3 separate regions of the Homo sapiens genome follow, and all the other regions are linked to region 3. Evidence: chromatin loops called from intact Hi-C (ENCODE). Cell type or tissue: B cell. All regions are shown on one strand. Links, peaks and the distances in the headings refer to the core of each region. The heading gives the core; the rest is flanking DNA.

Evidence for each region. Hi-C counts contacts between places; a loop is a spot of excess contacts. Peaks named below come from ENCODE experiments on the same cell type or tissue, not always from the same donor. Only the 100,000 strongest peaks of a DNase experiment are listed, where the experiment ranks them.
Region 1: it touches region 3 in a loop (18-fold over the local background); 1 of 110 quality-filtered maps calls a loop at or near these places.
Region 2: a loop joins it to region 3, with 4 times the contacts of the local background. A loop is called at or near these places in 1 of 110 quality-filtered maps.

Annotation. Positions count from the first base shown.
Region 1 is chr15:55,494,100-55,504,941 of GRCh38, forward strand. It overlaps DNAAF4 (dynein axonemal assembly factor 4), which reads right to left. Exons shown (of 10, transcript NM_130810.4): 2 at 4,108-4,485; 3 at 3,613-3,760. The coding sequence starts at 4,230. DNAAF4-CCPG1 (DNAAF4-CCPG1 readthrough (NMD candidate)) reads right to left here and starts at 4,485. Exons shown (of 16, transcript NR_037923.1): 1 at 4,108-4,485; 2 at 3,613-3,760. In B cell, for the core only: no CTCF peak of the experiment used is centred there; a DNase peak (open chromatin) is centred at 4,232; H3K4me3 peaks cover 1,181 bases; H3K27ac peaks cover 863 bases.
Region 2 is chr15:57,295,508-57,304,862 of GRCh38, forward strand. It overlaps LINC00926 (long intergenic non-protein coding RNA 926), which reads left to right and starts at 4,858. Exons shown (of 3, transcript NR_024433.1): 1 at 4,858-5,417. RefSeq lists enhancers at 2,868-2,917, 3,400-3,519. In B cell, for the core only: no CTCF peak of the experiment used is centred there; DNase peaks (open chromatin) are centred at 3,554, 3,664, 4,574, 5,264 and 3 weaker places; H3K4me3 peaks cover 5,875 bases; H3K27ac peaks cover 8,000 bases.
Region 3 is chr15:56,458,916-56,469,757 of GRCh38, forward strand. It overlaps MNS1 (meiosis specific nuclear structural 1), which reads right to left and starts at 6,222. Exons shown (of 10, transcript NM_018365.4): 1 at 6,055-6,222; 2 at 5,111-5,332. The coding sequence starts at 6,057. It also overlaps a transcript of TEX9 not described here. RefSeq lists a silencer at 6,152-6,401 and an enhancer at 9,725-9,774. In B cell, for the core only: no CTCF peak of the experiment used is centred there; a DNase peak (open chromatin) is centred at 6,136; H3K4me3 peaks cover 1,280 bases; H3K27ac peaks cover 814 bases.

The sequences.
Region 1 (10,842 bases), core at 1,076-9,075, 970 kb before region 3:
GCTCACCGCAACCTCCGCCTCCCGGGTTAAAGTGATTCTCCTGCCTCAGCCTCCTGAGTAGCTGGGATTGCAGGTATGCGCCACCATGCCCGGCTAATTTTGTATTTTTAGTAGAGACGGGGTTTCTCCATGTTGGTTAGGCTGGTCTCGGACTCCCAACCTCAGATGATCAGCCCGCCTCGGCCTACCAAAGTGCTGGGATTACAGGCGTGAGCCAGCGCGCCCGGCAAACTGAGTTTGATTTCTAAAGGAATCTCAAACCTGGTTTCTGAAGTAGAATCAATGTTCATTGTGATATAAATTAGTGGTTTTTTATTTTTTATTTTTTTTGAGATGGAGTCTCGCTCTGTTGCGCAGGCTGGAGTGCAGTGGTGAGATCTCAGCTCGCTGCAACCTCCACCACCCGGGTTCAAGCGATTCTCCTGCATCAGCCTCCCAAGTAGCTGGGACTACAGGCATCCACTACCACGCCTGACGAAGTTTTGTATTTTTAGTAGAGACAGGGTTTCACCATGTTGGCCAGGCTGGTCTCAAACTCCTGACCTCAGGTGATTCACCTGCCTCGGCCTCCCAAAGTGATGGGATTACAAGCATGAGCCACTGCGCTGAGCTTAAGTCAGTTTTAAGACTGTTTTGATTTGTCTAAATCAGAGGTTGGCAAACTATGACCCATGGGCCAAATCCGACCTGCCACCTGTTTCCCCTCAGCCCACAAGCCTTGAATAATTTTCACATTTTTAAATGGATGAAAAAAATCAAAATAACATTTTGTGGCATTTAAAAATTAGATGAAATTCAAATTTCATTGTCCATAAATATGAATCACCTGTGGCTACTTTTGTGCTACAATGGCAGAGCTGAATAGATATGACAGAGACCATATGGCCTGTGAAGTCTAAAATACTATCTGGTCCTTTACAGAAAAAGTTAATTTACAAGAGTCAAAATAAATGTATATTCAATTTTAGGTAAGAAGTCAAAACAGACTGGGTGTGTTATGACATCCTCAGGCCCCAACATAGACTTACTGAGTCACAGAGGAAGTAAGAGGTCAAAAAACAGGAACCTGATTCTTTAAAACTCTTTAGGTAGTCTGGGGCTCACTAAAAAAAAAAAAAAAAAAAAAAAAAAAATTAAGTAAACTGGCTATGTTAACCTACCTTAACCAGTATTCTCTGAGCTGAATACCCGATCTTAGAAAAATAAATTCTACCTTGGTCTTGGAAATTAAAAATTAAATTCCACTACAAGATACCAAGAAAGCCTTGATAGAAAGAATGGTTGCAACTCTTTCTACCCTCAAGAGTCCATATTCAAGGCTTAATGCCAAAGGCTTAAAAGAAATTCCAGGCAGTAGTCTGGGTGCAGTGGCTCACGCCTGAAATCCCAGCATTTGGGAGGCCAAAGTGGGAGGATCACTTGAGCCTAGGAGTTCAAGACCTATCGGCAACATAGTGAGACCCTGTCTCTACAAAAATAAAAACAATTACCTAGGTGTTTTGGTGCACACCTGTAGTCCCTGCTACTCAGGAGGTCGAGGCAGGAGAATTGCTGGAACCTAGGAGTTTGAGGTTACAATGAGCTATGGTAACACCAACCGCACTCCAGCGTTGGTGATAGGGTGAGATTCTATCTCTTAAAAAACTCAAAATTAAAAAAAATAAATTCCAGGCAGTAAACATAAAGTATTAGAAAACATGACAACTAAAGAAGGAAGGAGGAAAACAGGGCTAAAGCAGTAGAGGACAATTACTGACTATGGAAGCTGATCTTGGTATTAGTACAAAGCACTGACAACTAGCTTAATAAGACTACAGAGAACTAGCTTTAAAACTGGGGATGTCAGGCCGGTCGCGGTGGCTCATGGCTGTAATCCCGGCACTTCGGGAGGCCGAGGTGGGTGGATCACTTGAGGTCAGGAGTTTGAGACCAGCCTGGCCAACATATAGTGAAACCTTGTCTCTACTAAAAAATACAAAAATTAGCTGGACGTGGTGGCACGTGCCTGTAGTCCCAGCTACTTGGGAGGCTGAGGCTGAAGAATCACTTAAACCTAGGGAGGCGGAGGTTGCAGTGAGCCGAGATCGCATCACTGCACTCCAGCCTGGGTGACTGAGCGAGACTCTGTCTTTCCAAACAAACAAACAACAACTGGGGATTTCAACTTTGGCTGCACATTATAATTCCTGGAAAGCTTTTCAAAACTTCCAACACCTGAGTCCTATTCCCAGAAACTGATTTCACTGGATTAGAGTATTATTTTAAAATTCCATAGCTGATTCAAATATGTAGCCAGGGTTGGGAACATCTGCTCTAGAGTGAAACTGCTAAGGCTCCAGTTCCAGGCTGCCAGTCACTAGCTGTGTGATTTTGCCAATTACTCAAACTTTCCATATGTCAGTAGCCTCCCCTGTAAAAAAAGGGTAATAATACCTAAGTGACAGGTTGTTTCATGGAATTACAGGCATGTTAACACCTAACGCAAAGTTAAGTACTCAATAAAGGCTATATATCAGGAGGGCTTACCCTTAAGACATGAGCCCACATCTTCTGCTTAATGTGCTCTAACTTTGACTAATTCAGCCTTTAGGTTTATTTAAATGGCTGCTGAAGCACTGTATCACTTAAATTAGGCTCATAAGCCTTTTTTTTTTTCTAAAACAGCAATTGAATGAGTTCAGGATATGCCACCCCAAAATATGCTGCTTTCATATAGCGATCATTTTGAGTTAAAGGCACTTGAAAGCAGCAAATGCAGGGAGAGGTTTTGCCAGAACTCCTCTTATCTGCCTAAAAACAGATTTTCCAAAGGAACCCAAGTGTCATAAATCTCTTCCCCTGGAGTTTCATTAACCAGGGAATATTGACTATTCTCCCAGAAAAGGAAACTACAAGTCAACACCACACTCTGACAAATTTTGTTAAAAGCTATCACATTTCCTATCTATTCTTCTAAGGATCCATTCATCTTTCCTAAAAATCATTTCCTGTTCTAAGCGGCCTACATCCCCTCCCCCTTCCCCTATTAAGACAGTCCCTAAACTCTCAAATCTCACCGCTTGGGGGGTATTCACTTTTTTCCCTGTGATGCCCTCAAGCACTAATATTAAAAATTCATAAATTTCTATACATTTTCTTCTGTCAATCCTTCTGTTGTTAGTTTATTTTATAGACCCAGCTATTGAACCTTGGAGAGTAAAAGGAAAGTCTATCTGGCCGGGTGTGGTGGCTCGCACCCGTAATCCCAGCACTTTGGGAGGTCAAGGCGGGTGGATCACTTAATGACCGGTCAGGAGTGTGAGACCAGCCTGGCCAACATGGCAAAACGCTCTACCAAAAATACAAAAAAATTTAGCCGGGCGTGGTGGCGGACACCTATAATCCCAGCTACTTGAGAGGCTGAGGTAGGAGAATCCCTTGAACCCCGGGGGCAGAGGTTGCAGTAAGCCGAGATCATGTCACTGCACTCCAGCCTGGGCGACAGAGCAAGACTCTTAAAAAAAAAAAATCTATCTTCCCCTACACAATATAGGTGCTTCAAAATAAAATTTTTTAAAAGGTCTGAAACCGAAAAGGTACAACCAGATGAACATCTTTTAATAAAGAACTTACCACCCGTCACAGAAAGGGTCTCCCACATGGCCGCTTCTTTTTTATACAAGGTGAAGACAATGGTGTCATTCCCAATCTTTGCTTTGCTGCTCTCATCGTCTATGGGAGCATAAAGAAATGCCTCAAATAAAAATGGAGGAAAGTTGACCTATGCAGAAGGGTGAAAACAGAAACTAAGTTAGTTACACAAATTAAGCACGCGTATTAAGAAACACGTGAAAAAGGTAAAATAACTTTCTAAAAGGCCCACTAAATTTATGCCAGGTAGTGAAAGATTAGCAAGGCATATGAGGAAGCCCTGGATAAAAGTAGTCTCTGATCTGATTATCTGTCTACAGATGGTGTGTTACCTGTATGGGATTCATTTTTTTAATAGGATTAAAAATTTAGGACGTTTATCGGCAAAGATGAGCCTGTTGCTCGTGCCCAGCTGCGCTCTTGCAGAAGCTTCGGACCACACCCCCGGAGACCGGCAGGCAAGACTTGCATTCTTACCTTCAGATAGTTTTCCGTGCAGAACACGTCCGTGTCTCTGACGCACACGCCTTTGAGGGGCAGAGACAGAAAGACCGCAGTCTTCGTCTGCTGCCAGCTGTAATCGCTAACCTGAAGAGGCATTCCGGTAGCAACGGGAGCGGATAGCGCGGCTGGTTGCTTCTTGCGCCTGCTTGGTTGCTAGGGAAGCTGGGGTTACCATGCGCCAGCCCTTCCGGGTCAGGCCGGCCGGGAGCCCGGCGTTCCCAGCGTGCTCCGGCGCCAGCACCTCGCGGACTCCATGCGTGACTATCCAGGCGCCCAGACCAGAGAGTGATGCCGATTCTTGGGGTTACCTTACGATCTGAGCGAATGTTCAAAGAAGTAGACCCATACCCTCTGCTTGAGAAAAAAAAAAAAAAAAAAAAGCACTCTGTGGGTCGGGCGCGCTAGCTCACGCCTGTAATCCCAGAACTTTGGGAGGCCGAGGCGGGCGGATCACCTGAGGTTGGGAGTTCGAGACCAGCCTGACCAACATGGAGAAACCCCGCCTCTACTAAAAATACAAAATTAGCCGGGCGTGGTGGTGCATGCCTGTAATCTCAGCTACTCTGGAGGCTGAGGCTGAGGCAGCAGAATCGCTTGAACCCGGGAGGCAGGGGTCGCAGTGAGCCGAAATCGCGCCATTGCACTCCAGCCTGGGAAACAAGAGCGAAACTCCGTCTCAAAAAAAAAAAAAGAAAAGAAAAAGAAAGAAAGAAAAAAAAAAGCACTTCCAGCCTCATAATGCGATAATGCTAAGGAGGGCTGTGGGCATAAGGCTCGGGAAAGCAGCCCATGAGGAGCAGGTGCAATGCCCATACGCCCTTGGTGCAGTGTCTTGTCTGTTTATTCTGACTGAGGCTATTAAGAGTTAGCGCTAGTTGTTCTGTTTTGCAAATTTCTTGGTCATACAGACTGTGAACAAATGTGAACCTGAAAGAGCCAATCCGTCAACATCCAGAGCGGCTAACTGGGTCTAAATTTAAAATAGAGACACGTGGTCATTTACCTACTAGAGGTCACACATGGACTCTGCGTTCTCCCCAAACCCACACCTCTGTTGAGTGTTGGGTCTTATAGGGCTCACCTGCCTCAACCAATCAGGGCTCAGCTGTATCAACCAATCAGAACTAAGTGCGGTTCAATCGTTCATTTGTATAAACGAACCTGACTGGGAACCTGGGCAGAAACTTTTGCTGTAAAACCCAAACCCTCCCTTTGTTCTCTGGAATGCACCTTTGTTTTACACCTAAGGCTTCAACTCCCCAGTTTGCAAACTGTTCCCTGAAATAGTTGCTTTGCTCCAAATTCCTCTTCAGAAAACGTTTGTTCACAACACATACCAGGAGCTTGTCTAAAACTATTGTATCCTGCAAATCCTATTAACTGTAAGGCCGCCAAAAGCACCTATATAGGTTTTGCTCCAAAGTTTGAAAACTGAAGAGAAACCACCCTATGATTCATCTGACAAATGCTTTGCTACAAATCTGGAATAGGGTAAATTGGAATTACACTGACACATTCCGTAAGTGCTTAAGTAGAATCTGAACTTAAGTGCTGCAGAGAAGCTTGAAGATTATGTAGTCTTATTCTACATATTTAAGGAATCTGAAACCTATACACAAACCATTTTCGTATAGATTAGTAGCAGACCATCATTAAAATCCTGATCTCTTAACTCCCATTACAATGTTTTTGCTCCAGGCTGCTTTCTGCACACCCAGTTTATAAATTGCTGGGATAAAACAGTGAATGTATACAATATTTAGATACACACAAATTACTTCCCACTTGGGGCTTTTGATTTTCAACTTTTTTTTAACTTTAAAAAAAAAACAGAGAAACTGGGCCTTTGTGGAAATCTGAAAGTATAATACAAAACCCTGGATTTTAAACTTATTTACTTTTGGAAGCCTTTCTTTCACACAAATTTCAATGCTCCTTAGAAATTCATTGAGGAAAGATAAGGAGCAACAGACTTGAAGAGAAAACCATCTTTTCCCCAAAATAGGGCACACTCACTACCTTAGCAGTTCATCATCTCAAGCTTCTGGTAACTTTGAATACTGGGAGTCATCCTAGACTTGCTTTCCCTTGTCCCTTTAAGCTGAGAAACCCACGAATCCCATGGACTTTTTTAAAAAAATTTCTTTTGTCATTTTCCCCCTTTTGTTCTATTCCTACTTTTACCATATTGTTTCCAAATCTTACATTATCTTCTAAAGACAGGGTTTATGCATTTCTTTCATATAAAATGTTAAAGTCCAGGTTCTCCCACTATACAGAAATATGTGAGATTTTATATGCATGAAAGATAATAATGTAAAGGATACTTTGTGCTGTCGGGGATTTCAGGAAAATCTGTTAGCAATCACTTTGCTAAACACATACACACCTCTGCAGTGAAATTATTCTCCTGACTACCATGATCCTACTAAACTTTTAGACTCTGAATGAATTATACCTTAAAAACTTGTCAAGTTGGCCGGGCGTGGTGGCTCATGCCTGTAATCCCACCACTTTGGAAGGCCGAGGTGGGCGGATCACCTGAGGTTGGGAGTTCAAGACCAGCCTGACGAACATAGAGAAAGCTCGTTTCTACTAAAAATACAAAATTAGCCAGGCATGGTGGCACATGTCTGTAATCCCAGCTACTCGGGAGGCTGAGGCAGGAGAATTGCTTGAACCCAGGAGGCAGAGGTTGCCATGAGCTGAGAGCGTGCCATTGCACTCCAGCCTGAGCAACAAGAGTGAAACTGAGTCTCAAAAAAAAAAAAAAAAAAAAATGGAAACTTAAAAAAAAAAATACCTGTATGATATTGGAGTAAGAAAGGATTTTTTTGTTGTTGTTTTTTCAGACGGAGTCTCACTCTCTCACCAGGCTGGAGTGCAGTGGCGCGATCTCGGCTCACTGCAACCTCCACCTCCGGGGTTCAAGCGATTCTCCTGCCTCAGCCTCCTGAGTAGCTGGCACTATGGGCATGCACCACGAAGCCCAGCTAATTTTTGTATTTTTAGTAGGGACGGGGTTTCACCGTATTGGCCAAGATGGTCTCGATCTCCTGACCTCATGATCCGCCCACCTCGGCCTCCCAAAGTGCTGGGATTACAGGCGTGAGCCACTGTGCCTGGCAGGATTTCTTTCTTTCTTTTTTTTTTTTTTTTTGAGGCGGAGTCTCGCTCTTTCGCCCAGGCTGGAGTGCAGTGGCGCTATCTCGGCTCACTGCAAGCTCCGCCTCCTGGGTTCACGCCATTCTCCTGCCTCAGCCTCCCTAGTAGCTGGGACTACAGGTGCCCGCCACCGCATCCGGCTGATTTTTTGCATTTTTAGTAGAGACGGGGTTTCACCGTGTTAGCCAGGATGGTCTCGATCTCCTGACCTCGTGATCAACCCACCTCGGCCTCCCAAAGTGCCGGGATTACAGGTGTAAGCCACCACGCCGGGCCAGGATTTCTTAAATATAACATAAAAAGCACTCATTAGGGAGGCAAAAAATTAAAAACGAACTAAAATTAAGAAGTGTTGCTCACTGGGCTGGGCGGGGTGGCTCACGCCTGTAATCCCAGCACTTTGGGAGGCCGAGGCAGGTGGATCACTTGAGGTTAAGAGTTTGAGACCAGCCTGGCCAACATGGTGAAACCCCATCTCTATTAAAAATACAAAAATTAGCCAGAGGTGGTGGTGTGTGCCTGTAATCCCAGCTACTCAGGAGGCTGAGGCAGGAGAATCGCTTGAACCTGGGAGGCGGAAGTTGCATTGAGCCGAGATCATGCCACTGCACTCCAGCCTAGGCAACAAGAGCAAGACTCTGTCTCAAAAGAAAAAAAAAAAAGAAGTGGTGCTCACCAAAAGGCATAATAAAGACTATTAAGATCTCTGAAATATGCCCTTCAGCCAGAGACACAGGGACATTTGTGGTTGAACAAGATGAATTCATTGCTCACTGAGCAAGAGAGAACACACATCATGGGGTGTCTCAGTAAGACAGTTTTAGAATTTAGGAGAAGGAGGTTTGGTTCCCCCATAGTATGAGTGTTTTCAGAAAGCAAGGGTAATTCTATTGATGGAGTTCAGGACATGCTACCCCAAATTATGACACTTTAATTAAATTTTTAAAATTTAAATATTTAAAAATTAATTATTTTAAGCTGAAGGAATTGCAGCTCATATCCTTTGTGTTATTAGGTTTTCCTATGACTTTTCATTCTCTATCAAACCTAGCATAAAAATGCTCAGGTTTAATCATTTCTTCCATTCTTCATGTCCTTAAGAAGGTTCCCATGTTATGTAAACTTATATTGAATAAATTTGTATGTTTTTTGTATTGTTAATCTCTCTTTTCTTACAAAGGCCCCAGTCAAGAACTTAGAAGGGTAGAAGGAGAAGATATTTTTTCTTCCCTACGTGATGACTGGTAAAAAAAAGTAGCTGTTGCTCTTGAATTACTGGGTAAATATCGAAATGAAGGCAGAAATAAAGATGTTATTTGAAACCAGTAAGAACAAAGACACAACGTACCAGAATCTCTGGGGCACATTTAAAGCAGTGTGTAGAGGGAAATTTATAGCACTAAATGCCCACAAAAGAAAGCAGGAAAGATCTAAAATCGACACCCTAACATCACAATTAAAAGAACTAGAGAAGCAAGAGCAAACACATTCAAAAGCTAGCAGAAGGCAAGAAATAACTAAGATCAGAAAAGAACTGAAGGAGATAGAGACACAAAAAACCATTCAAAAAAATCAGTGAATCCAGCAGCTGGTTTTTTGAAAAGATCAACAAAATTGATAGACCTGTAGCAAGACTAATAAAGAAGAAAAGAGAAAAGAATCAAATAGACGCAATAAAAAATGATAAACGGGATATCACCACCGATACCACAGAAATACAAACTACCATCAGAGAATACTATAAACACCTCTACGCAAATAAACTAGAAAATCTAGAAGAAATGCATAAATTCCTCGACACATACACCCTCCCAAAACTAAACCAGGAAGAATTTGAATCTCTGAACAGACCAATAACAGGCTCTGCAATTGAAGCAATAATTAATAACCTACCAACCAAAAAAAGTCCAGGACCAGACGGATTCAGAGCCGAATTCTACTGGAGGTACAAGGAGGAGCTGGTACCATTCCTTCTGAAACTATTCCAATCAATCGGAAAAGAGGGAATCCTCCCCAACTCATTTTATGAGCCAGCATCATCCTGATACCAAAGCCTGGCAGAAACACAACAAAAAAAGATAATTTTAGGCCAATATCCCTAAGGAACATCGATGCAAAAATCCTCAATAAAATACTGGCAAACCGAATCCAGCAGCACCTCAGAAAGCTTATCCACCACGATCAAGTCGGCTCCATCCCTGGGATGTAAGGCTGGTTCAATATACGCAAATCAATAAACATAATCCATCACATAAACAGAACCAAAGACAAAAACCACATGATCATCTGAATAGATGCAGAAAAGGCTTTTGACAAAATTCGATAGCCTTTCATGCTAAAAACTCTCAATAAACTAGGTATTGTTGGAACGTATCTCAAAATAATAAGAGCTATTTATGAGGAACCCACAGCCAATATCAAACTGAATGGGCAAAAACTGGAAGCATTCCCTTTGAAAACCGGCACAAGACAAGGATGCCCTCTCTCACCACTCCAATTCAATATAGTAATGGAAGTTCTGGCCAGGGCAATCAGGCAAGAGAAAGCAATATAGGGTATTCAAGTAGGAAGAGAGGAAGTCAAATTGTCTCTGTTTGCAGACGACATGATTGTCTATTTAGAAAACCGCATAGCCTCAGCCCAAAATCTCCTTAAGCTGATAAGCAACTTCAGCAAAGTCTCAGGATACAAAATCAATGTGCAAAAATCACAAGCGTTCCTATACACCATTAACAGACAGAGAACCAAATCATGAGTGAACTCCCATTCACAATTGCTACAAAGAGAATAAAATACCTAGGAATCCAACTTACAAGGGATGTGAAGGACCTCTTCAAGGAGAACTACAAAACACTGCTCAGTGAAATAAAAGAGGACACAAACAAATGGAAGACCATTCCATGCTCATGGATAGGAAAAATCAATATTGCGAAAATGGTCCTACTGCCCAAGGTAATTTATAGATTCAATGCTATCCCCAACAAGCTACCAATGACTTTCTTCACAGAATTGGAAAAAACTACTTTAAGGTTCATATGGAACCAAAAAAGAACCCGCATAGCCAAGACAATCCTAAACAAAAAGATCAAAGCTGGAGGCATTACACTACCTGACTTCAAACTATACTACAAGGCTACAGTAACCAAAACAGCATGGCACTGGTACCAAAAGAGATATATAGACCAATGGAACAGAACAGAGGCCTCAGAAATAACACTATACATCTACAACCATCTGATCTTTCACAAACCTGATAAAAACAAGCAATGGGGAAATGATTCCCTATTTAATAAATGTGCTGGGAAAACTGTCTAGCCATATGTAGAAAGCTGAAACTGGATCCCTTCCTTACACCTTATACAAAAATTAACTCAAGATGGATTAAAGACTTAAATGTAAGACCTAAAACCATAAAAACCCTAGAAGAAAACTTAGGCAATACCATTTAGGACATAGGCATGGGCAAAAACTTCATGACTAAAGCACCAAAAGCAATGGCAACAAAAGCCAAAATTGACAAATGGGATCTAATTAAACTAAAGA
Region 2 (9,355 bases), core at 1,356-9,355, 840 kb after region 3:
CCTGGTGAAACCCTGTCTCTAATAAAAAATACAAAAATTAGCTGGGTATAGCAGCGTGCACCTGTAATGCCAGCTACTTGGGAGGCTGAGACATGAGAATCACCTGGACTCCAGAGGCAGAGGTTGCAGTGAACCTGGTCCACAGAGCAAGACTGCACTCCAGCCTGGCCTACAGAGTGAGACTCAGTCTCAAAAAATAAAAAACAACAACAAAAAAAAAACTTTTAAATCTATTTGATACAACATAGGCTGGGACTTCCAAAATTTTAAAAACCATCCTAAGTTCCTTCAGTCCTAGAGTTCTTTTTCAGTTATCACTGTTTTTGGTTCTCTGGCTTCTTGATAGTCTCCTTGGAAGAAAAACAACTGCATCTTTCCCTCTAAAGGCAAGGGCCATCTCTATATCTCTGAAGATCTAACCTTCTGCCACAGTTCGAATATGTTGGAAACGTAATCCCCCATGCAACAGTGTTGAGGGGGGTTGCCTAATAAGAGGTCATGAGGGCTCTCCTCCCAGGCTGTTTTGCCCTGCCGCCTTCCACCACGGATGATGTAGCACAAGGGCCCTCAACAGATGCCAGCCCCTCCGTCTTGCACTTTCCAGCCTCTAGAATTATAAGAAATAAATTTCTGTTATTCTTTTTTAATTACTCAGTCTCAGGTATTCTGTCATAGCATCAGAATACACACTAAGATACCTGCCTAGGCCATGAGGACCCCAAGACACAGCACAAATTTTGTACAAACTCTAACCAGACCACCTTTTTCCTACTCCCAGGGTGAGGTCCTTCCTTCCCCTGTCCCTTGCAGCCCTATGGGCTTTTTTGCTTTCTCTCATTCTCCGGGCCTTCTGCAGCTCTATTTCCTGCAAGATTGCATCTTTTCTCCTGGATATTTGGTCGTCGCTGGGCTGAGGTGGCAGCCTAGTGTTGGGAGCAGGCTTCTGGCTGGCCTCTGATCAGTAAGCCAGAGGGGTCACCTTGTCCTGAAATACAACCCAGCCATTGGCCATGTTTTCCACCATCTTATGAGTATTCCCAGTGACCAACCTCAGCAGTTCAAGACAAGTTGGGTTACACAACAAGGCAGCACAATAATGAAGCTCCCACCCCTGGCTTGGGCCTGGGCGTTAGAAAGCCCTGCCTGCGGGGGGCCCTCTCACATGCAGAAGGCAATGGGTAGTAGCTTCACCAGACGATCCTCTGCCTACCTGCTCCAGGTCTCCCCCTGGGGCCATCCCACCTCTTCCTCATTAAAGCCTGTGCTGAAAGGAGCGGGGTTGTTTTTCAAATTCTTTCAGCAGTGAGTTATTGATCAACACTGATAGTGCGAGCAGCTTGATCTCACCCTGAACTGGCAGAGATTAATTAGCTTGATTCCCAAGCATAATTCCTAATTAGGCACAGGAAGAAAGGAAAGAAAACACAAAGGAACTATTCTTCTCCAGGAACCACCGACCTTCTGTCCAGGGGTGGAGGAGGAAGAAACAGGTAAGCATGTCCCAGCACCAGAGTGCTTCCTGCCCATTCCAAAGCTGGGCAGCCAGCCCGTCAGCACAAACAACACCGAGGACGGTGCCAGTGCCATCCTGCAAGGGTTTCAGAAGAAAATGTGCATTTAATTTGTTTGCTTTACTCTCTGCCTAATGATGGGCAGGGAAGGCACAATTAAGCAGGAGGCTTTGAAGTACCTGCTCTAGGCTTGCTTAGCCACCAGAGGCTGAGGATGCAAGCAGGGGAGAGTTCAGCTCCAATAGGCTGGGGAAGAAAGGTTGGATGGGGAGGGTGTAGTGGCCCTGAGACTTGAGCAGAAATAGTGAAAGGAACCACTTCCTGCAGCTGAGAGGCAGGAGCCATCATGTTCTGTTGTGGGCATTTTCTAGAATGTTCCAGCCAGGACCAGCAGCTCAAATGGCTCTTCCCTGGTGGTGGGTAGGGCAATAGGAGATAGGAGGGACCTTCAATGTGGCAACTGTGAGGTTTGGCCAATCAACTTACCCATGCTGAGCTTCGGTTTCTCTTCAGTGAAATGGGGATAATTAATGATCGTATCAGCTTACATGACGGTTGTGAGAATTAACTGAAGAATTCAGAGATGCATGGCACATAGGAGGCACTTCCTAACCCACCTAAAGAAAGCAAACCCACAGGGCAGCAAATCAGAAATGGATGAGGGCTGACCTCCTCTTTATTCAGTAGCACATGTCTAATAGACCCGACTGTGTCTCGCACATGCTGCCCCTGAGGAAGACTTATTATAGGGAGCTACAAACAGTGTCACCTGGGAAAGACAGTGAACTCAGTTATAGAACAAGAACACCTGCCCGGGCTGACTGGGGGCCAGGATGCAGGGAAGGCTGCCTGGAGGAAGTGACATACCCCTGAGTCTCAATTGGCCAGGGAAACAACTGAGCAATGATTTGTGAAAATGAGTTCAGTAGAGGTTAATAAAAATTGGGAGTCCTGGCCAGTGGCTCACGCCTGTAATCCCAGCACTTCGGGAGCCCAAGGCAGGCGGATCACAAGGTCAGGAGTTCGAGACCAGCCTGATCAACATGATGAAACCCTGTCTCTACTAAAAATACAAAAATTAGCCAGGCATGGTGGTGCCTGCCTGTAATCCCAGCTACTCAGGAGGCTGAGGCAGGAGAATCGCTTGAACCCAGGAGGCGGAGGTTGCAGTGAGCTGAGATCATGCCGCTGCACTCCAGCCTGGGCAACAGAGCAAGACTCCGTCTAAAAAAAAAAAAAAAAAGGGAATCCCTGCTGTCTGCAGTAGGCCAATCAAGTGTCCAAGAATTGTGAGAATGTGCTTCCCCATCACCACCACCAGCCCACACCCACACCAAAATGTGTCACCCTTCAATCCCTTCAAGTCTGTCTGCTCAGCATCCTGATCCAAACAAGCCACTTTAAAAAGTGCAGTTATGAAACAATTCGAACACTGACTGGACTACTGTTTATATTTTTAGATGTGATACTGTGGTTATGTTTCTCTAAAAGTCCTTGTCTGTTAGAGATACACACTGAAGTGTTTACAGAGAGAATGATACAATCGCTGTCTGGAATCCGCTTCAATACCATCCATTGTTGGAGGGTGGGTAGTGGGGTTAGGGGGTTTTGAGGAAACAAGATTGGCCCGGTCTATCAGCATTGATGCTGGGTGAGATAGGTAAATGGGGGTTCATTATACACTTTACTTTTGAAAATGAAGTTTTTCGTAATAAAAAGTTGAAAGAAAGAAGGAAGGGAGATGGGAAGGCAGGGAAAGGAGAAAGGGAAGGAGAGAAGGAAAAGATTCTGCTCAAATGTCCCTTTGGAAACCTTCCTTGACCCCCGCGTTGGTGTGGGGCCGGGGGAATGGGGAGGCTGTTTTCTGCTCAGCCAGAGCAACAAGGCCCATGAGGAGACAGGAGGGATGTCTGGGGAGCAGTCCCAAGCCACAGAGTCCTTCTGGGGACCAGCCACACCATGAAGAGAGAGCAGAACAGGGAGCATAGCACAGACCTATGACATAGCACTGTGCCATGACATCAGCTGGCAAAGGCCCATGGGACCAGGAGGGAGGCATTAGAAGGGCGAACACTAGCAGCTGTTGAGTAGGAAGAAATGTGAGCCGACTTCTCTACCTAAGGAAGCGGTGGCAAGGCCGTGGAGGTTCGGGATGGGGACGGGTTCCAGGATTAGAGTGCTTTTTTTTTTCTTTCTTTCTTTTGAAGGAGGAGAGGCTATGGGAGCCTCAGGTACCGAGCATCTGGTGTCTGGAGAGATGCAGCTACTCAAGGCAGTTTCTGATCTGGAACCAGGAAGTCTCTGTTTCCCCACCAGCCAGCAAACGTTCTGGACTTGGTGCTGGGCCTGCCACCACCAAAGGTGGAGATGCCCCACATACCTGCGTCAGGCATGACAGGTCACCCCTGAGTCCTTGGGTCTCCCCAAGGCTTCTCCAGGGCTTCCCAACAGGGCTGAGATTCAAGAAAACGCTCAAGGTCCACCCCACTGCTCCGACCCTCTCACCAGAAGAAAAGGGCTGTGTCCCAAGGGCAGCCTGCTTGGGAAAAGAATATGTGGGGTGACTTGTCCAGATCTGCCCAGGGAGGCTGGGAATGGAGAGAGAAAGGAATCTGCCCACCAGTTGGGGGAAAAGTGGATTTCGCAACAACCTTGATGATATTAAATGCTTGGGGGGCCTGGGAAGACCAAATGTTTAATATTTGGAGAAGAGGCTGTCTAAACAGAGTAATTAGGAGGCTCCTTTGTAGTGATATGAAAGAGATGAATTGGGTATATTTGACATCAAAGACAGGAGATCCAGTGGGGAATGAGACCCACGGCCGGGCGTGGGCAGCGCTGGAGGACAGGCTCTCCCAGTGTGCTGCGGGGGAGGGCAGCCCCTGCAGTGTGCGTGTTGAGTGCTGGGAAACCCCCAAGTAACACTTCCCCCCTCATTTAACACACTTCCTAAAACCTCTCCTCCCCAAAAGCCACTTTGCAAAAGCAGCGATTACCACCAACCACGAGAAACACAGGAGCCTGCCTTCCACTGTTTACCACTGGGCAGGAAGTCGTTTATGGACCAGTCTCTTGCCCAGGCTAAACTCAGAAGTGGACACTGAGGGCCGGTTGTGGGTGCCACCAGGCAAGCTAGGGCATCGGAGTTCAGCAGAGCTGGGTGGGAATTCTGCTTCTCCCTCCACTACCTGGGTAACCCTGGGCAAGTCACTTAGCCTCTCCGAGCATAAACTGGTTTGCTTGTAATATGCAAATAATAAGGGGTGGGGGAAATTTTTTTTTTTTTTTTTGAGACAGAGTCTCGCTCTGTCACCCAGGCTGGAGTGCAGTGGCGTGATCTCGGCTCATTGCAACCTCCGCCTCCTGGGTTCAAGCAATTCTCCTGCCTCAGCCTCCTGAGTAGCTGGGATTACAGGCGCCCGCCACCACTCCCAGCTAATTTTTGTATTTTTAGTAGGGACGAGGTTTCACCATGTTGGTCAGGCTGGTCTCAAACTCCTGACCTCGTGATCTGCCCTCCTTGGCCTTCCAAAGTGCTGGGATTACAGGCGTGATGGAGATGATACTCCCTAAATCACAAGGGTGTGGTGTGAAGATGAAATGGCTGCACGTGACAGAGGAGTTGGAGAACAGGAAGCAAGTGGATTACTTGGATGAACTGTGATGGGCCCAAGAAGAACTAAGCCAATCACTCCAGGGGGCGTTTTCCCAGGATCCAGGCAGAGAGCTGATTCCAGCATCCACGTTGTATCCCCCTCCCGCTGTGGCCGGGGTCTCCAAGAGCCGGGCACCCACTGCAGAGCTTCCAAGCCCAGGCCCATTTGAACACAGGAGGACTTTTGAGGTTCATTTAACCCCAAAATCAGTGATTCTACATCTCAAGCTCATATTTTGAAGTGTTTACGGGTAAGTCATATGATACTGGTCATTTATTTTTTAAATATTCTAGCCAAAAGTACATGGTAGACAAAGTGAGAATGTCAGAATGTTGATAATTAGTGAAACTAGACGAAGATACATGAAAGTTTAATTTTGATTCTCACCTACTTTCATGTGCATTAGGAAACTTTCATAATAAGTTAAAGTAACAAAATAGGCCAGACTCGGCTGCTCATGCCTGCAATCCCAGCACTTTGGGCGGCTAAGGCAGGCGGATTACTTGAGGTCACGAGTTTGAAACCAGCCTGGCCAACGTGGTGAAACCCCATCTCCCCTAGAAAATAAAACAAAAAAAAAAATTGTAGCTGGGCATGGTGGCAGGCCCCTGTAATCCCACCTACTCAGGAGGGTGAGGGAGGAGAATCGCTTGAGCCTCAGAGGCAGAGGTTGCAGTGAGCCAAGATTGCGCCATTGCACTCCAGCCTGGGTGAGAGAGCGAGACTCCATCTCTGAATAAATAAAGTAACAAAATACATTTCAGTCTCGAGCTCCAGTTCCCTGCCAGGAAGAGCTGAAGCTGAGCTCTGGCACCCCCTGCTTCTTCTCCCTCATCCCTAAAACATGTGGGGTACTGGGTGCCAAAGGAGATCTGAAGATGGCCACCACTCAGACCAGCAGTAGAGGCCAAGAAGGTGGTGAGAAATTTTAAGGTATTGTAGCATATGCTCTCCAGGGTGAGGACACAGGATGCTGGGACCTAAGGAGGGAGAAGTTAACCCAGAGAGGGCCCAAGTCAGGGAGGACCTGACTGTGGTGACAGAGCCAGTCATGCTAATAATAGGAGCAGTGGTTTTGCAATCACAAATATTGGTCTGGGGGACTGCGGGCCCAATGTGGTGGGAGTTTTAGAGCAGGGACCCCTCCACTGTACGTGGATTCTTATACTTGCTAAGTTGCACTGAATTCTCAATCAACCCATTTGGAGGCTCTCACCAAGACAGGAGTCCCTTTGAATTGGTAGGATGTTAAAAGCTTCCTCCAGCCATTGACCCTGGGTCCCATTGGTAGAAATCAGATAATAAATCAGATTTTCCAGGTAATCCTCAGTTTAATGTCCATTCCCTCATTCAATCAATTATTCAATTACAAATCATTTTTAATATGATTTTATGGTTCAGGAATTCAGGCAGGGCTCAGATGGGCAGTTCTTCTGCCCCACATGGCATTGGCTGATAACAGGCTACCCCAAGGAAATCACAGTGTAATGGGAGATGGGAAATAGGTTAACACAAAGTTACTATACTACAAGAAAAATCTTCAAATCTTCAATCTTCATTCTTCATGGGTGTGAGTCTTCTCTGGTGGAGAAGAGAGTTCTTTGCTAAATTATATTCCTGTGTTAGCCAGCCAAGCACACACGGAGTACAGCTGTCCCTTGCTATTCATGGCAGATTGATCCCAGACACTGCCACCCCCAGCCCTGTGAACACCAAAACCCATGGATGCTCAAGTCCTTGATATAAAATGGTATGGTATTTGCACATAACCTACACACATCTTCCCATATACTTTAAATCATCACTAGATTACTTATAATACCTAATGCAATGTAAATGCTATGTAAGTAGTTGCTACGCTGTATTGCTTAGGGAATAATGACAAGAAAAAAAGGCTGTACAACTTCAGTACAAATGCTATCATTCATTTTTTTATCTGAATATTATGATCCATGAATACAGAGGGCTGGCTGTAAAAAGAATGTACAGTTTGGTACTTTACTCCTAGTTTAAGTCATCTCTTTCGGCCCATACAGGTTGCCTGGGGCAGGGCGGTGGTGAGTGTGTTGAGTCGGCCCTATACCCTGTTCCACAATGCCTGGTGTCCTTGGCACGTAGCTTGCAGGGCTGCTTCCATGGATGGCTGCCTCATCCCCCACCCCTCCTTCATGGCACCCTCTTTTCTCCAACTCCTTTTCCTCTGCTGAGTCCTACCTTTTCTTGCCAGACCAGGGATTTGCCAATTATTCTGGATGGGCACAGGGAAGGGGCCCTCAGATCCTGCAGAGGGAGCATCTGAAAGACAATGAGACCCTGTACACAACCAAGCTGAGCCTCCTGTAAGCACATCCTCTGGGTGTCACTATGCGAAAAGACTCTTTGTCTGTTTACATTGCACAACGAATTGTCCCTCTGATTGTCCTAGCGTTGGTGCATGCATGGATCCAGGAAGAGCAGGTATTTGGACCCAACGAGACAGGTTCATCTTGGCAGTTTGTCTCCTGTGGTTGCTTTGTGCCTGCCCCGTATCTATCCACCCAACTTCTGGCAGCAATCCCTCCAGGACCCACCTCTGTCTTCATGGTTTGTGTGTTCTGATCCTGCTCCTTGGCCCCAGAATACACCCTCCACATCTAAGCTATGCAGTGCCTCATCCCCACAGCTGCAGCGATTGGTTTAGGAATGGGAAAATAATCCAATCAAAGTAAGATTGTCTAATATCTGATCCCGCTTACCCCGGAGCCAGAAGTCCCACCTTTCCAGGCTCCTCCATGTTCCTTTCTGGAGCAATGAGGAGGAAGGTTCATTCCCTTCTCAGGGAACTTGCTGCGGTGTCCCAGTCCTGACTGTCCCCTCTCTACCCCTGCCTGTGGCTCTCCCGTCTCCTGGCATTCTAACCTGCCACTGAATTCTTCCCACGCCAAACGCAGGTTAGGAACCTAAGCTCGGATGAAATGCTGGCTTAGACCTCATTGCTACTGAGAAGCAGAAACCACACTTTTTAGTTGGTAGAGGTGGATGTGGATTGGGGCCATAAAGTTTCCTCAATCATTGAATAAGGATTTCATTATTTGGACTAACTAAATACATTAGATTATTTATACTAACTAAATAAATTAGATTTATTTTTCGAAGTTTAAAATCATTTTCAATAGTGACGAAAAAGGCTGTAGATGAGATGGGAGAATCTTTCGACGCCAAATTCTTCCCATCTCCTGCCTAGTATGTATCACTACACCTTGCCCAGAGAGACTGTAGGGGTGCTCAGCAAAAACCATGGCTGGTTGATTCCCTGGAAAAAGGGGTGCTGTCCCAGGGAGCTCTGTGCCCTTCCTGCCAACACTGGGGTCTAGAGGAGGCAAGTTCCCCTCTGAAGGTGAGTATGATTCACTCATTAAAACTAAGAAATTTACATTGGTATGTTACTGTTAACTAACCTACAGACTTTTTTTAGATTTCACCGTTCTTTACACTCTCGTCCTTTCCAATTTCCGGGATCCAATGCAGGATACCAGGTTGCATTTTTGGATGTGTCCAGTCTGTGATCATTTCTCAATCTTTCCTCATTTTCTCATGACTTTTGACATTTATTTATTTATTTATTGTGTGAGACTGAGTCTCACTCTGTTGCCTAGGCTGGAGTGCAGTGGCCCCATCCTGGCTCACTACAATCTCCACCTCCCGGGTTCAAATGATTCTCCTGCCTCAGCCTCCCAAGCAGCTGGGATTACAGGCGCACACCACCACGCCTGGCTAATTTGTATTTTTAGTAGAGATGGGGTTTCACCATGTTAGCCAGGCTGGTCTCAAACTCCTGACTTCAGGTGATCTGCCTGCCTCGGCCTCCCAAAGTGCTAGGATTACAGGCGCAGGCCACCACGCCCAGCCTGACTTCTGACATTAGAGTACAGGGAGGGATTCTGTAGAATGTCCCTCAATTTGGGTGTGTCTGGTGTTTTGCCATGAGACTGGGGTTATGCTTCTGGGTGCCACACAGAGGTGAAATGTCCTTCTCATCACATTATTCGAGAGGTACATGGTACCAATGGGACTTATCGCTGCTGATGTTAACCTTGATCTCTTGGTTCAGGTGGTGCCTGCCAGCTGTCTCCACTGTGGAGTTACTATTTTTCCTTTTCCCCATTTTATTCATCAGAAGCCAGTCACTAAGCGAGGTCAAACTCCAGG
Region 3 (10,842 bases), core at 1,386-9,385:
CATTTGTGCTATGGCAGCTATAAAGCTGCCATGTTATATTTTTATAAATGCTATAGATATATATAGGTGATTGTATGTACACACTATATATAGCACATCTGTGTGTACATTTGTGTGTGGCATAAAATGTCAACACTCCAGAATGTTTACATCACCCCAAAAGAAACCTGTAACCTATTAGCAGTCACTTACTATTCCTCTCACCTTTTCCCCCAACCCCTGGCACCTACTTATCTATTTTTTGTCTCCATGGATTTGCATATTCTGGATATTTCATATAAATGAATTCACACAATATGTGGCCTTTTGTATCTGGTTTATTTCACTTAGCAAAATGTTTTCAAGGTTCATCCGTGTTGTAGCATGTATCAGTAATTCATTCCTTTTTATGGCTGTGTAATATTCCATTGTATAGATGTAACACATTTTGTTTATCCATTTATCAGCTGACTGGCATCTGGGTTTCTACTTTCTGGGTGTCATGAATAATGCTGTTATAGACACTCGTGTATGAGTTTTTATGTAGATATATGCCTTCAATTATCTCTTGGGAATATATTTAGTACCCAGCTACACCACACCTAGATTTCTGACTTGCAGAAACTGAGATAATAAATGGGTGTTGTTTTAAGCAGCTAAGTTTGTGGTAATTCGTTACTTAGCAATTGAAAACTACTACAGCAACTAACGTGTACTCTTCAAAATTGTCAAGGTCATGAAAGACAGCAAAAAGTGAAGAATTCTTACAAACTAGAGGAGACAAAGATTGGAGAAGAAACAATGACTGGCTGGGCACGGTGGCTCATGCCTGTAATCCACTTTGGGAGCACTTTGGGAGGCCGAAGAGGACAGATCATCTTAGGTTGGGAGTTGGAGACGAGCCTGACCAACGTGGAGAAACCCCATCCCTACTAAAAATACAGAATTAGCTGGGTGTGGTGGTGCATGCCTATAATCCCAGCTACTTGGAAGGCCTCGGCAGGAGAATCACTTGAACCCGGGAGGCAGAGGTTGTGGTGAGCCAAAATTGCGCCATTGCACTCCAGCCTGGGCAACAAGAGCGAAATTCTGTCTCAAAAAAAAAAAAAAAAAAAATACATATATATATATATATATATATGTGACTATAGTTTATTCAAATGCAAAGCTTGAGGACAGCCACTCAGGAAACACAAACTCCAAAATAATGGGTCATTGTTCCAACGTGGGGAAGTTAAGGTTTCACTTATATAGGCAGAGACAGAGAAGCTTAACAGGGTTGCAACATTTTCCATATAAGGTCAGTATACATATTATAGCAATTTAATTAGTTGCATTCCAAGGAACATTCCATGAGAAAGGGTAATGATCTTGAGGGGTCTTATCTCTGGTGTCTTTCCTAATCATTTACAGAACAAGAATAAGGAAGATTTAATCTGTAATTGGAAAAGCAGAAGTTGTAGCAGCATGCTATGTGACTCAGGACACATAGCCACATTCCTCTCAAGGCTAAAAACTAAGGATACATGACAACTAAATGCAATCTATGGTCCTCAAGTAGCAAAAACACATTAGTGGACAAACTGATGAAATCTGAATAAATCTCACAGTTAACAGTATTCCATGAAAGCTAAATTCTCCATTTTGATAACTTTTCCATGATTTTCATCTGTGTAAGATGTTAAGAAGTAGTCAGGTGAAGGGTATATGTGAATTCTCTACACTGTTTTTGCAACTCTCCTATAAATCTAAACTTATCTCAAAATAATAAGTTAAAAATATGCATATTTCCAAGATTTGTTCACTGAAAAAACCTGGAAGCAATGATAACCCAAGAATTATGAGTAAACCTAGCACCCAAGTTTTCTTGAAATATTATTTCCACTAAATGATAACAGCGCTTCCTGGCACAATGGCTGATTCCAGGTGTAGGACAAAAAATATAAGAGAGAAATTTTGTATTTGTCAGGGTTCTCCAGAGTAAGTGATTATGAAGGCAGGCAAGTTCTAAGATCTGCAAGGTGAGCTGGCAAGCTGAGGAACTAATGGTTTTGTTCTAGTTTGAGTCCTAAAGCCTGAGAACCAGCAGGCTCAAGACCCAGAAAGAGCCAATGTTTTAGTTTGAGTTCAATGACTAGAAAAAAAGGAAATGTCCCAGCTGAAAGGCAATCAGGCATGAAGAATTCTGTCTTATTCAAAAGAAGGTCAGTCTTTTTGTTCTATTCAGGCCTTCAACTGATCGGATGAGGCCCACCTATATTAGGGAGGGCAATGTGCTTTATACTCAGTCTATGGATTTAAATGCTAATCTCATCCAAAACAACCTCACAGAAACACCGAGAATGATGTTTTATCAAATACCTAGAAACCCCAAGGCCCAGTCAAGTTGACACATAAAATTATCACAAGCCTAGAACAGTTTGTTTTGACAAAAAGCAAGGAAGGTATCAAAGATTAAGGAAATATTGTCAAAAGGACACAGAGGGCCAGGTGCAGTGGCTGACACATGTAATCCCAGCACTTTGGGAGGCCGAGGCAGGCAGATCACTTGAAGTCAGGAGTTCAAGACCAGCCTGGCCAACATCGTGAAACCCCATCTCTACTAAAAATACAAAAATTAGCCTAGCATGGTGGTGCAGGCCTGTAATCTCAGCTACTTGGGAGGCTGAGGGAGAAGAATCTCTTGAACCCAGAAGGCGGAGGTTGCAGTGAGCCGAGATGGTGCGGCTGCACTCCAGCCTGGGAGACAGATGAAGACTCTGTCTCAAAAAAAAAAAAAAAAAAAAAACGACACAGAGGCAATATAAAAGGGCATCCATTGGCCAAGGATGAGATAATTTGAGCATCAAAAATAATAATAAATGCAATTAAGTACATAAATATCTATGAGTCCATAAAGGTATTTTTAAAAAGAGACAAAGTCAAAAACTAAATAAAACAAAAATTTAAAAACAACCACAACATAGGTAGACACCAATGGAAGAAAATAGGACACCAATTCCTTACTCTGAAAATTAACTGTCTCCTTTTTCAGTAAGAATAAATAACCCTAGTCAATAACAAAGTGTTTTTTTGTTGTTGTTTTTTTTTTTTTTTTTTTTTTTTTTTTTTTTTTTGTGGGGTGGGGGCAGGGGAACAGGGTATCTGTCATTCAGGCTGGAGTGCGGTGGCAAGATCATAGCTCACTGCAGCCTTGAACTCCTGGGCTCAAGAGATCCTTCCATCTTGGCCTCCCAAAGTGCTAGAATTATATGGGTGAGCAATTGTGCTGGCCCAAGGTGAAGTTCTTTACAGAGGAATTTCAGCTAATTAAATGTGAAAGGAATAAAAGAATCAGAAAATCAGTTTTTGTAACCACTAATGAAAGAAAAAATTCTTTTGTGAAACCACAGATGAAAGTTTGATGGGAACCTTTACAGTGGAGAAACCAGACTGTCTTCCTAAACCCACTGATCAATACTGGCATCACTAAAAGTGGAACAACCAGACCTCATGTGTTCCCTGTTGTGACACAATGACAAAGACAGCATCACCTATGGAGTATTCTTGCCAAAAAAGGTGGACCGCAATCTAATTGTGTCTTTATGGCTAGGTTCTATTTAGAGGAAATATAACAGATAGGGAAATAAATTAAAGGAACATGAGGAAGCAAACACGTATATTCAGAATGTGGGCTACTGGATAAAACAACTGGCTTAGTTTAGCAAGCTAAAAACATGAAGTCAAAAAAGAAAAACACGGTGAAGGAGGGGCTGTTTTCAATTAAGAGGGACTTAAACAGACATAACCACCAAATACACCGTATGAATGTTCCTTGGATCTTGGTTAAAACAAACCAACTGTAAAAGCAGATTTTTGACACAATCACAGAAATGTGTTTATGGAATGGGTGAGATAATAGTATTATGGTACTCCATGTAAGAAAACATCCATATTTTGTTAGATGTACACTTAACTATGTAGGAAAGAGTTGGTGTGATACCTGGGATATTCTTTCAAATTAAAGAGAAAATAATAAGAATAGGAAAAATATCCAACCCCTAAGATGTGCTTTCTCAGAGTTAAAAAAAAAAATCATATCTAAGCTTTTGAATTTGGAACACAGAAGGGTGGATATCATTTTTTAAATTTGCTTTTGTTATTCTCCACAAAATCCTCCAAAATGTTTAACATACAGCAGCTACTCAAAAACTACTGACATATCAGAATACCTTTTATATATTTATGAGAATTCACTTCTATCATGTCTCAATTCTTATTAGTTTCCCTTTTCTACCACCTTAATCCCTTAAAATGTTGAGATATACCTAAGGGTTCATTTTCTACCACTTAATAATGTATACATTAATTTCAGTAAATTTTTTAAAGGCACCCCTAAATTTTTGTTTTTAGAAATTTATGAAAGGCAACACAATTGTACTTACATGAACAAAACTGGTAGTAATTACAGAGTTCATATTTATGTTAAAAAAAAATCTGAGTGCTTATTCTGTACCAGGCACTATTCCAAGAGTCTTGCATGTATTAACTCATTATTAAAACAATCCTAAGTAGGAGGTACTATTCTTATTCCCCATTTTATAGAAAAAGCATAAAAAATAAAAGCAGGCTGGGCGCGGTGGCTCACCCCTATAATCCCAGCACTTTGGGAGGCCGAGGCGGGCGGATCACGAGGTTAGGAGTTCGAGATCAGCCTGGTCAATATGGTGAAACCCCGTCTCTACTAAAAATTAAAAAATTAGCCAGGCGTGGTGTTGCGCGCCTATAGTCCCAGCTATTCAGGAGGCTGAGGCAGAAGAATCGCTTGAACCCCGGAGGCAGAGGTTGCAGTGAGCCAAGATCGTGCCACTGCACTGCAACCTGGGCGACAGAGCAAGACTCCATCCAAAAAAAAAAAAAAGTAAAAGCAACTTACTCAAGGGTCCGTAGCTAAGGTATAGCAGTAGTAGGATTCAAAGACAGGCCGGCTCCAGAAACCCAGGTCTTTACGATTACACCGAGCTGAGGCACAATCAGGCATCACTTACCTGCTGCTGTTGTTTATCTACTCATTTCCAGCATTAACAGCTGACTTTCATCGTTTCCAAGGTGCAAAATGAAAAAAAAAGTAACAATGAATAGTAAAACTTACCTTTTGAATGGCCTCTTCCATATCCAACTCAAATTGTTCATTTTGTAATAATCTGAGAAATTGCTTGCGCTGAACACGGTTATCATTTTCATTCTGCACCATTTGATTCCTGATTTGACTGTTGACGTTTTTTAGAGCTTGGACATGTAATTTTTTGCAGTAGTTTTCATCTACTAATTTCTGATGCCTTTCACTACAGCTCAAATTTCTCCTTTTGGAACCCTACGATGGAAGAAAAAAAAAGATGCATATTTTGATATTCCAAAATCTAATTTTAAAAAATGTATTGATATAAACCTTAGTAAGAAAGGATACGAAGAGCCTGGCTTCCTTCCTAAATTCAAAGGAGTATACCGAATAAAAAGTAAACGTGGTAAATATGTTCACATATCGATTAAATAGGTACTGTTATTATTACCTATTTTATAGATGAAACATGAAAAGTAACTTTACCCAAGGTTCTGCAGCTAATAAATAGCTGTGCTAGGATTAATCGCACCCTACAGACCCAGATCTTTACTACCACCAGGGAATTTCTCCTCCCCTCATTCCACCCACCACCACCACCACCACGACTACCACCACAGGGCCATAAAGTGCTGTTCAGAAGCTGGTCAGATTTTCCTAACATAAATGTAATAGGTCAATTCGCCGCTATTTATCAATTCGCTTTCTCCTACACTTTTATATCTACTTATTTCTTCAGAGGTTCTATTGGGCAGATTTAAAGATGTATTTAATACACTATGCGAAAAGTGCCAAAAAAGCTGGAAACCACCGCGAGCGTCCCTTCTAATAGCACCTGAAGCCTCCGAAAGCAAATACAAGTTCCCCAATTAATGACCAGATTAAGCACTTAAAATCCTTTTTTAGAAGCAGATGAGCGCCAAACTAGAATTAAATCAACAATAAACAAGTAGTTTCAAGTCCCCCAACTGGCTCACCATCTTGGCTGACGAAAAATACCCCCTCTCGTGGGACCGCGGCCACCACCTCCCGCCGCAAACGCAGCAGCCAGCAGCCCCAAGGAGCGCACCTGGCTGCGCGCGCTCGGGTGTTTACGCGGCGTCTTGGCAACGGTGGAGCTGCGCGCCCTCCGCTCGACCAAAAGTGACCCACGCAGAACGTGGCCTCCCATTGGACGCGATAAGATACAATCGGCATTGAGCTTCTTAGGACCAGGGCAGGAGGGCTACTTCTATAGGTCTAAACTAGAAAAGCGGGAAGTTCAGACTGTGGCCTGACCCAAGCACTTTGCAGTGGGCTAGGGAAGCTCGATTTCCCTCCAGCGGCCGAACTGTGGTTTCAGTGGGTTTGGGAGCCAAGTTCGGGACTGTGGAGACTGCGCACAGAGAAATACGCAAACTACTGCCTAATGCATGGAGCCGAAGGAAATTTCCACGCATGGAGCATCCCGCACACTAAGTGCCTAGTCAGCCAGGTCTCTGCTAGGGACGATGACTGGTTTAATCCTCAGCAATGGGAGTCCAGGTCGCTGTCCCCTTTGCTGGGTTGTGAGGCACTGAGGGTAGCACGAGCTTCCAGCAGCCTTCACTTCACCCCCCCGCCCCCCCCCCCCCCCCGCAGAAGCTGCTGGTAAATTTTGGGACTAAAATCTATGAGCCACATGAATCTTACTCTGCTATGTGGTCCAGGTACCAAGAGAGAGCACGTTACATGATGGCAGGATGTTGATCTGGTTCATTCCATAGGCAGGTTAGACACTAAAGTCCATTTTAAATGGGAAGTTTAAGAATGATAATGGATCAGAGAAATTAGATATACTGATTTTAGAAATGATACATTCAGAGAAATCTTGTCAACACTAAAATATTTGTATAAGGTGATTAGTGGTATAACTTTGTGTTATTCTAATTTGGAGTCCGTCTTCTGTAGCAATATGTCTGCTTAAAGATTAATAACAAATGGGACTTGCAGTTTCAGTGCTGACGTGTAAAAGCTTGGAAGTTGTCACCCCATCCTTACAACCAGATCAAAACAACTAAAAATCAGCGACTTCTCTTGGTTCCATCATACAACTGAGGTCGCTCGTCTCTCTGTCCTTTGGTCATTTATCCCGTGGTTGCATATCTATGTTGTCTCTAGTACTCCACTCATTGCCATCACTGTTTGAGAGAAATGGAGAGAAGGCGTAAACCTGCCCTCTGGGTGTTCTGTGTAAATTGATCTGGAATGGAGCAAAGCAGGCAGCCTGCTATAAATTTCTCTTCTTGGCATATCCATCTCCGCAAAGGGTTGGGCACTGTATAGAAGAGACAGGAGACAGGCATGGGTTCAGGGTTGAACAGGGTATAACACATTCAATAGAGTGTGGGGTTTAATTTGTTAATTCCTAATAGTGAAATAGTGACATTGCAAAGTATTTCAGCAAACATGTATGTTTTTTACTGTTTACTTCTCGAAATGAAGACTTTCGTCTCTAAAGGGAACTTCAGTTATAATTCCTCATTTCCAGTATACCCTTGGATATGGTAGAAGGATTCATATAATTTCATAGGTAATCTGAGAAAAAGATTTTTGGCCAGAATATTGACCTAAATCCAAGACAAATTTAATCAATTGTAACAATTAGCTGATTTTAACCTTTAAAAAATTATCCTAACAATTACTACATTTTTAATAGACTTTGCTCCTTTTTCGAAGCAGTTTTAGGTTTACAGAAAAATTGACAGAATACAGAGAATTCCCCGTCTCACCTCTCCTCCCCACCGCACCCATACAATTTCCCCTATTTTTAGCATTACATATTAGTGTAGTACATTTGTTACACTTGACGAACCAATATTAATATGATTAAGTTCGTAATTGACATTAGGGTTCACTCTTTGTTTTGTACAGGTCTATGAGGATTTGTTTTGTTTTTTTTCTGAGATGAAGTCTGGCTATGTTGCCCAGTCTGTAGTGCAGTGACATGATCTCGGCTCACTGCAACCTCTACCTCCCAGGTTCAAGCGATTCTCCTGCCTCAGCCTCCCAAGTAGCTGAGACTACAAGCAAATTTTTGTATTTTTAGTGGAGACGGAGTTTCACCAGTTTGGCCAGGCTGGTCTTGAACTCCTGACCTCAAGTCATACACCCACCTTGGCCTCCCAAAGTGCTGGGAGTATAGGCATGAGCCACTGCTCCCAGGTGGGTTTTGAGAAATACATAATGTCATGTATCTGGCCAGGAGTGGTGGCTTGCACCTGTAATCCCAGTTACTTGGGAGACTGAGGCAAGAAGGTTGCTTGAGGTCAGAAAATTGAGACATATTGTCATATATCTATTATTACAGTATCATACAGAATAGTTTCACTGCCTAAAAAGTCTCTGTGTTCTACCTATTCATTTCTCCCTCACTCCTTCCTCCCAAACCCCTGGGAACCACTAATCTTTCTATTGTTTCTATAGATTTGCCTTTTCCAGAATGTCGTATCTTTGGAATCATACAGTATGTAGCCTTTTCAGACCGGCATCTTTCCCTTAGCAAAACTCATTTAAAGGTTCCTGCAAATCTTTATGTGACTTGATAGCTCATTTATTTTTATCACTAAATAACATTCCATTGCATGTCATTATTAAAAAACAATTATTACATTTAAATATTATTTCTAGTAATAAATTATTACTATCATAAATGATACTTCATTGTTAAGGGAGGACTTATGCCTTCCCAACATTACAAGGAAGTCTTCTCGTTCATTTCCCTCTAGAAAACAACTTTTTACCTACAAGTCTAGACTAAAATGTCTAGAGTACTGAGGGGAAGGAGCTTTTCCTTATAATGGATGATGAATTATACTGATTAATGTCCCCCAGTAGTTACAATATAACAGGGTTGAACTTAACAGAGTTGCTGATCTGAAATAAAGCATGTTAATAGATGTGCACTGTTAAGTGTAGCTATACAGTAAAAATTATTTACGAAATGGTATTGCTTTATAAAATAAAGCAATTAGAACAAAACAATTTTTCTTTCGTTCAGAAAAATGCCCAAATCTAATCTAATTTGCTGCAGCTGGACACCACCTGCAGATGACTGTTGAAATACTCTGAACATTACACACTTATCTTTTAAATATTGATAATGCCATTCTTCATTTTCTCGACATGAAATCCCAGAGGGAACAATTATGCTAATAAACCTTAATGATTCTTGCAAATAAGTGATCAAACCAAATTGCTGCTGTTGATTTATATTAATGGATGCCTTTAGGATGAGATTTGCTAGTATGGTGCTGCCTCTTGAATCTCAATTCATCTTATTTAGCTGAAGAGGGTACATAGTTTGTTAAATAGATGAAGTGTTTAAAATATAATGTGCTTGTGCAGTTTCTGCACTTCATAATGTTCAAGTATTACCATCTTGCCTTGTGGCAAATCTGCATTTAATGGTTTCATTGTATATAACTTCCTTTAGTACTTTTTCTGTCTGTCATATGCAGTTAGGAAGTGACTACTTTCTGGTTGATGCAGAATAGGCTAACTTCCATATATTGAATTTGATTGTTTCATTAAGACAAGAAAATCTGTTTCTGGATATTTTAGCCACCATAATCTGGGAATCATATGGACTGTGTGATGATGTGATCAAGTGCTAAATAATTGTTAGGGGTAAAGAGACATGAAGAAATGGTTGGTGAGCTCACTGAAACCCAGGCTTAGTGGATGTCTTTCGTTCCTCGTCTCTCACTTTCACTTTTGCTCTTGCATCTTCACTATGTCTACAGGAATAGGAGATTGCTGACTTCATGAATTCTAGCATAACACTGAGAAAGAACTACAGAATTGTAATATATTGATTTCTAGGGTTGAGAACACTACACAGAAAGAATGCTTATTCATTGTAGATATGAATAAAAATTTACCTGGGTAATTTTATTGAAAAGCCACTATTTGTAAATGAGTAGTAAAATAGAAGACTGGCATCTACATATTATGTATATAGGAATGGAATACAGAATTTGTGATGTCAAATAACTTGTGATGTCATTAGGAATTTGTTATATGATGCACAGAGACTGTAATTTGGCTAGCGGTGAAGTAAAGATGACCATATTAAATTCATCATGAAGAGTGGAGGAATCCCCTTCTGAATTATATAAGCTCTTATTGGTAAAAAGAAAAGTATACATATATACCTATATTTATATAGAGATATATACATGTGTAAACTATGTTTATATGGATTTTTTTCATTTCTTAACTTTAAAAAGGTACCAAATTTGATGACATTTGATATATTTATGGCAATTTTTCTAGTGAAAACTTAACCAGACCAAAAATTTTAAACGACTAAAGGCACGATTTTATTTATTGCAAAATTTTCTAATTTAGCAAAAAAACAAAAACAAAACACCACAAAAATGGGTGATCTAAACATGCAGTGTTTAGGGAATGGCTAATTAAATTGTGGCATATCAGCTATGTACCTAGAGAAGTGTGTCTGGAGGGCCAGAGGGGCCAGCCCAGAAGAGGCAAACTGTGGAAAACCTGAGCAGCAGCATCTTGGGAAAGGAGAATAACTGGGCACTCAGAAGCTGGGCACTGACTCTAAGGTCCTAGGGAAAAAGAGGAACACAGCTGCCCTCCATGGGGAACAGCAGATAAAGAATGTGGTCACCAAGGAGGGAGAGCCAAAGAGGCTAAGCTTGCTGTGAGCACAGGAAGTAAGGCAGAGGCCCAGGGCTGTCTACATTGTCCTTGGACCCTGCTTGGACTGTTGGACTGCT